Regions from separate parts of the Homo sapiens genome. Here region 2 is linked to region 1. A link is a contact called in ENCODE Hi-C or POLR2A ChIA-PET data. All regions are on one chromosome and are shown on one strand. Each heading gives the region's core, a stretch centred on a gene start or an enhancer-like site at or near the end of the contact. The rest is flanking DNA. Distances are from core to core; before and after follow the strand shown.

The links. Hi-C counts contacts between places; a loop is a spot of excess contacts on that map. ChIA-PET counts read pairs that join two places held with the same protein, here RNA polymerase II (POLR2A). Pooled maps may share reads with other maps.
Region 2: a loop to region 1 is called in a map of ascending aorta, with 7 times the contacts of the local background. The contact joins the promoter of TULP3 here to the promoter of TEAD4 in region 1. A Hi-C loop is called at or near these places in 15 of 168 maps with a recorded cell type or tissue (A673, Caco-2, HAP-1 and 11 more), 4 of 37 single-sample maps with no recorded cell type and 21 of 50 pooled maps. POLR2A ChIA-PET finds 5 or more read pairs at or near these places in 12 of 52 experiments (AG04449, AG04450, Caco-2 and 7 more).

The regions. Positions count from the first base shown.
Region 1 is chr12:2,958,099-2,960,674 of GRCh38, forward strand. It overlaps TEAD4 (TEA domain transcription factor 4), which reads left to right and starts at 1,299. Exons shown (of 13, transcript NM_003213.4): 1 at 1,299-1,383; 2 at 1,850-1,942. LOC124902859 (a long non-coding RNA gene) reads right to left here and starts at 1,950. Exons shown (of 2, transcript XR_007063159.1): 1 at 1,643-1,950; 2 at 1-127. RefSeq lists an enhancer at 1,469-2,204.
Region 2 is chr12:2,889,596-2,892,171 of GRCh38, forward strand. It overlaps TULP3 (TUB like protein 3), which reads left to right and starts at 1,296. Exons shown (of 11, transcript NM_003324.5): 1 at 1,296-1,393. The coding sequence starts at 1,353. RefSeq lists an enhancer at 692-871 and a silencer at 1,142-1,191.

The DNA of each region.
Region 1 (2,576 bases), core at 49-2,548:
AATACCTCTCTTGGAAACAACTTTGGCATCGATAGCACTTTCCTTTCAATATCTTCCACGGTAGCAATTGTTTTTCATTTATGCAGCATTTATCATGCACTTCCCTATCCCAGGCACCAGGCTGGATCTGTGTGAAAGATAAGATAAATCAGACATTACTCTGTCTTCAAGGAAGTTTCTGTTTGGCAAGGGAGATAAGATCTAGACAACCACCCAACACAAGGCTAAGTGATAATGCCCCAGAAAAGGTTGGATTTGATTTTTGGAAAAAGCCAAAAGTCCTTTGGTTTCAGTCTCCTGGCCAGGTAGATGATGGCGCTACCTGCCAGCACACTGCTTTAAGCCCGTTTGTCCTAAGCGTCTCCAAACAAGGAGCCCAGCGTGTTTCCAGCACCTCCTGCCCCAATAAGAGACTCCTGGGCATGTGTGTCTGAAGTCCAGACTCTCACCGATGGCAGTATACACCGAGGCCTCCCCAGCTAAACTCTGAGCTCTTTGAGGGCAGGTGCTGACGGCTGATCCTGATCTTCACAGTATCTGGACTCATCACACATCTTAGATGAATATTCATTGAGTCACTGAGCCCAGAAGGCGTCCCATGGCATGCCACATGGACTTCAAACCGAGTGCCCTTTCTCCCATGTGGTTTACTCGTAGTGGCGGTTTTACAGATGCCCAAGGGGCAGGAGAGAAAAACGGAAAGAGCTAAAGCCGGGGAGGGCAAGCGAGGGGGCACTGGCAGCGGATCTGGGAATGGAGCCCGCGAGTTCCTGCTTCCTGGTTCCCCGGAGCAAGTGTCCTTTGGTGGGAGCCGCAGGAAGGGAGCAGCCCTTCCTGCGCGCCGGGAGCCCGCCCCTTCCCCGGCCTCCCAGGGACTCGTGCGGAGGGACGCCGGGTGGCGGGGCGGGAGTCTGGGCCCCGTCCACCCCCCCGCCCCCGGGACAGCCCCACCCCGGCGAAGAGGAAGGCTCTCGGCTCCTGGGAAAGGGAGTCGGGACCCCGCCAGGAGGGGAGGGCGCGGGGCGCGCAACGAGCAGCCAAACAGTCGGAGCGGAGAGATCGAAGGGCTAGTGGGCGTGGGGGCCGCAGCCGAGGCCCGGGTGGAGGGGTCCCCGCCGTCCCTCGGCCCCCTCCCCCGCCGCCCGCCCCGGCCCGGCCCGGCCCCGCCCCGCCCCGGCGGCCCGGCCCCTCGCCCGCCCGCGCGCGGCGCAGTCTCCTCCCCGAGGTGCCGGTGGCCCCGCCGCCACTCCCTCCGGCTCCCTCCCTCCCGCCGCGGCGCGCATCTCATTCCAGCCCTCATTCCGCGCATTCCAGCGTCCTCCTCGCACACTCGAGGCCAGGGGGCGGGAGGGCCGCAGCTCCGGCGCCGCCGCGTCCCGCCAGGTGAGAGGCGCCCGCGCCCGCCGCACCCGCCGGCGCCCTCACGGGCCGCGCGCCCCACGCCGCCGCAGCCGACCGCTCGCGCCGCGTGCTCGGCTGCTCTTTTCTTTCCGCCGCCCGCGTTCCCGCCTTGGACCTCTGCGCTCCGACGCGCTCCGTCCCGACCTCTGGCTTCCCTCCGCGCTCCGGCGCTGCTCGCTGCCCCTCTCCCGCTTCCCTCCTGTCCGCCCCGCGCTCCCCTCCTCGCTCCCGGTTGACTCACTCCTCCAGGAATAGGGATCCCCGTGTTTTCCCGTCAGTCCCATTCTGGGAAAACTCCTCCCTCCGCGCGCTCCGCTCCGCTCCGCTGGGCGCACCGGGGCCGGTCGGCGCGGGGTGGGCTTGGCCCCGCGGCCCCGCCTTCACTGCGCCGCCCGTCGGCCCCGGCCGGAGCCCGGCTCTGCGCGCTGACGCCCTGTCGTCCCCGCAGAACGATCGCCGCGGCCGGAAGAGTTGGCGCTCGGGGCGGACTCCTTGGAACTGGCTTAGCGCACCCATCCCACCTTCCCGCACCCTGGGACCGGTAAGGCTGGGGCGCGGGGACTTGGTAGGACTTTGCCGGAGGGCAGGAGTCTGCGCGGTGCGTGCGGAGCTCCCTCCCGGGACGAGACTGGGAAGAGCGAGGCACGTGGAGGCGGCGCGACTGAGGCTGCTGGAGGCGAAGCGGCTCCAGGGGCGGGTAAGGGGGGTGGACACTCGGGACTTTGGGGGAAAGGGAGGCCGGTGTGGAAAGGACCGGAGAGGCAGAACCGAGAGCATCGGCAACAGAAGAGACCCAGCACCCATGCCTCTTTTCTGCTGGGCCCTTTTCGAGCCTGGAAGGGAGAGACCTGGAGGTAAGCGGACTGCCTGTTTTAAGTGCAAAGGCGATGCGAAAGTCGGGGGACCCCTGCAAAAGGTCCTACACCTCAGGGCTTGGGAAGCTGCTGTGTTTCCTGATGGGGACTAGTGGATCGATCCAGGGAGCAGAACTTTCAAACCCCAAAGTGAACATTTCCCCCGTTGTGCTGAGGCACTTGAGGCCCCGCGGACTGACTGCGTCTGTGCTGAGTCTGTGTGACACCTGACTGCGAGTCCCCCTCGCTTTGAGTCTCTGTGTGGGTGATGTCTGTTCACGTGTGGCTCACCTTGGCTTCCAGTGGGCGTATTTGTTTGTG
Region 2 (2,576 bases), core at 46-2,545, 69 kb before region 1:
GGGAGTTTGATGCAGAGAATGAACCATGCACAGGTCACACAGTGAGTGCACGCTGACCCAGGCAGTGTAACGGTCCACTCTCAGCGTGTGCCTCCTAAAGTACTAACTTGTAGGTTCAAAACCAATGTGGAAACAACTTTGACCTTAGAACGCCATAAAGCCATTTGTGCAGTGACTTGTCAGGACTCAGGATGTTTTGTAGGGACTATAATGTGCATGTCGGTAGGGAGAAAGGGACTGACATTTGGGGACGGGATTTATTGGAGACAAGAGTACACATTTAGACAGGGGCTCTCACGGTGGGCTATGGATGTTTGAGGAAGGCCCACAGGAGGTAGAAAGGTAGATGGAAAGAGTCTCCAGGACGGGCCCACGCCTGTAATCCCAGCACTTTCGGAGGCTGAGGCGGGTGGATCATTTGAGGTCGGGAGTTAAGAGGCCAGTCTGGCCAACATGGTGAAACCCTATCTCTACTAAAAATACGAAAAATAGCCAGGCAGTAGTGGCCCCTGCCTGTAATCCCAGCTACTCCACAGGCTGAGGCAGGAGAATCGCTTGAGCCTGGGAGGCGGAGGTTGCGGTGAGCTGAGACCGGGCCACTGCACTGCAGTCTGGGCGAGAGAGAAACCCTGTCTCAAAAAATTAAAGTCTCTGGATTCCCTCGTGTGCTTTAGGGGAGTCTGTAGAGCAGGTCTAGGAATGACCTAAAAGCTTGGGCTGGAGTAGGGGAAGCTTAAGTTCTGTGCAGTTGAAGTTCAAGGCCAGCCTATGGAAGATGCGTTTCACTGGGAGTGACTGATGGAGTGGAGAGGGTACCAGAGGGGGTCCACGAAGGCCGCTGGTATCAGGGCAGGGGCCAGAATGGGAAGCGGCAGAGGTCTGTACATCCTCACAGGGCAGACCTCGGGAAGCGCTCTGGGTGGGCTCGGTAAAAATGGCGGGGGTGCGAGGAGCCGTTGCGTGCGTGGCGGTTGGTGCGGTATAGGAGACTCCTCTGACCGGACTCGCCTGCTGGCCGCGCGGCGGGCGAGGCCCAGGCAAAAACAAAGTCTTCCCGCTCAGTACCGGCCCCGCGAGGCGCTCCAGAGGACCAAGCCTTAGCTCGCGTCACCCCACCCCCGCGCAGGCGCGTTTAACTCCCGCTCGCCTCCCGCCCCTTAGCAACCCTCCCGCATCGTTGGGCCCCGGCAATAGCCAATGAGACAGGAGCCACGAGAACACGGACCAATCGGCGGCGGCGACAGTGTGGAACGCGGTTGCCAGGAGGCGGGACGCGGCGGCGTGCCAGCCTAGCCACTCTAGCGACGGCGGGGAAGAGTGTGTACGTGGTGGGGGCTTCCTCGGTGGCGGGCATGGAGGCTTCGCGCTGCCGGCTCAGTCCCAGCGGCGACAGGTCAGACAGGGCCGTGGCAGGTCTCCTCCTGAGCGAGGCGGAGGGGCGAAGCGAGAAGGCGGAGGTCCTCTCCGGGAGCCCTGCGGGGAGAGGGCGGGACTCGGGACTTGGCGACTCAGGGAGGGACTGGTTTCGGCGGCGGGAGGCGACCCCCTCGCCCTACTCCCGTGTGGGGACCCCTTTCTCAAGTGGAGCGGCGGCACTACATCCCGCGCCGTGGGCAGAGACCTTTGGTTCAGGTCCCTGCTTAGGAACTTCTGGAGTTTTCGTGACGGGCTCCCTCGGCCCCTCTGGGCCTCGGGTTTCCCTCGGGGGAGAGGCGCTGGCCCCGCTCAGCTCCCACTGCCCGGCGGTGTCACAGCCGAGAGGGGACCCAGCCCCTCCCGGGAGGCGGTGCGGGTGATGTTTAGTAGCTTGTTCTGACGCCGCTGCTTCGGACGGGTAAAGCTGAATTCTGGAGCAGAGTCCGAGGAGCGGAAACGCGAAACTTCTTTTTCCTCTCTGCTTTCCAGTGTTTGTCCCTGATTCGGGATGGTCTGACTGATTTGCCAGTGGGCCACACCCCTTGTTTGTGCGCCTCTTTCTCTGCCAGAGGGAGAGCCTCGGAAAAAAAAGGATCCAAAATCTCAGCGTGTCACTTTCTTGTTCGCTAGGTTAATGAGAAGTTAATGGGAAGCCGTTTGAAATCATTGGTTAGAAACTTTGGCGTCATCTGAGGATTTAAGCCCTACACGCCAACTGTATACCCCGCTTTTTATTCCATTACCAAGACAAAGATTTGGGGCCAGGCGCCTTGGAACACGTCTATTATCCCCAGCACTTTGGGAGGCCAAGGCAGGAGGATCGCTTGGTCTCAGGAGTTCGAGACCAGCCTGGACAAGATAGCGAGACCCCCATCTCTAGAAAAAAATAAAATAAAATAAAATCAATCAGTCAATCAATTAAAATTTGGCCGGACACGGTGGTGCGCGCCTGTAGTTCCAGCGACTCGAGAGACTGAGGAGGGAGGATTCCTTGAGCCCAGGAGTTCCAAACTCCTGTGTTGGGCCACTGAGCTCGCTAGCCTGGGCAACGCAGTGACATCCTGTCACCTTAAAAAAAAAATGATTTGACGTGTAAGTATTTAGTTTGATATTTCCACTAGTAGATATTTAAACAATTTTAAACCATTTTTAAAAATTGT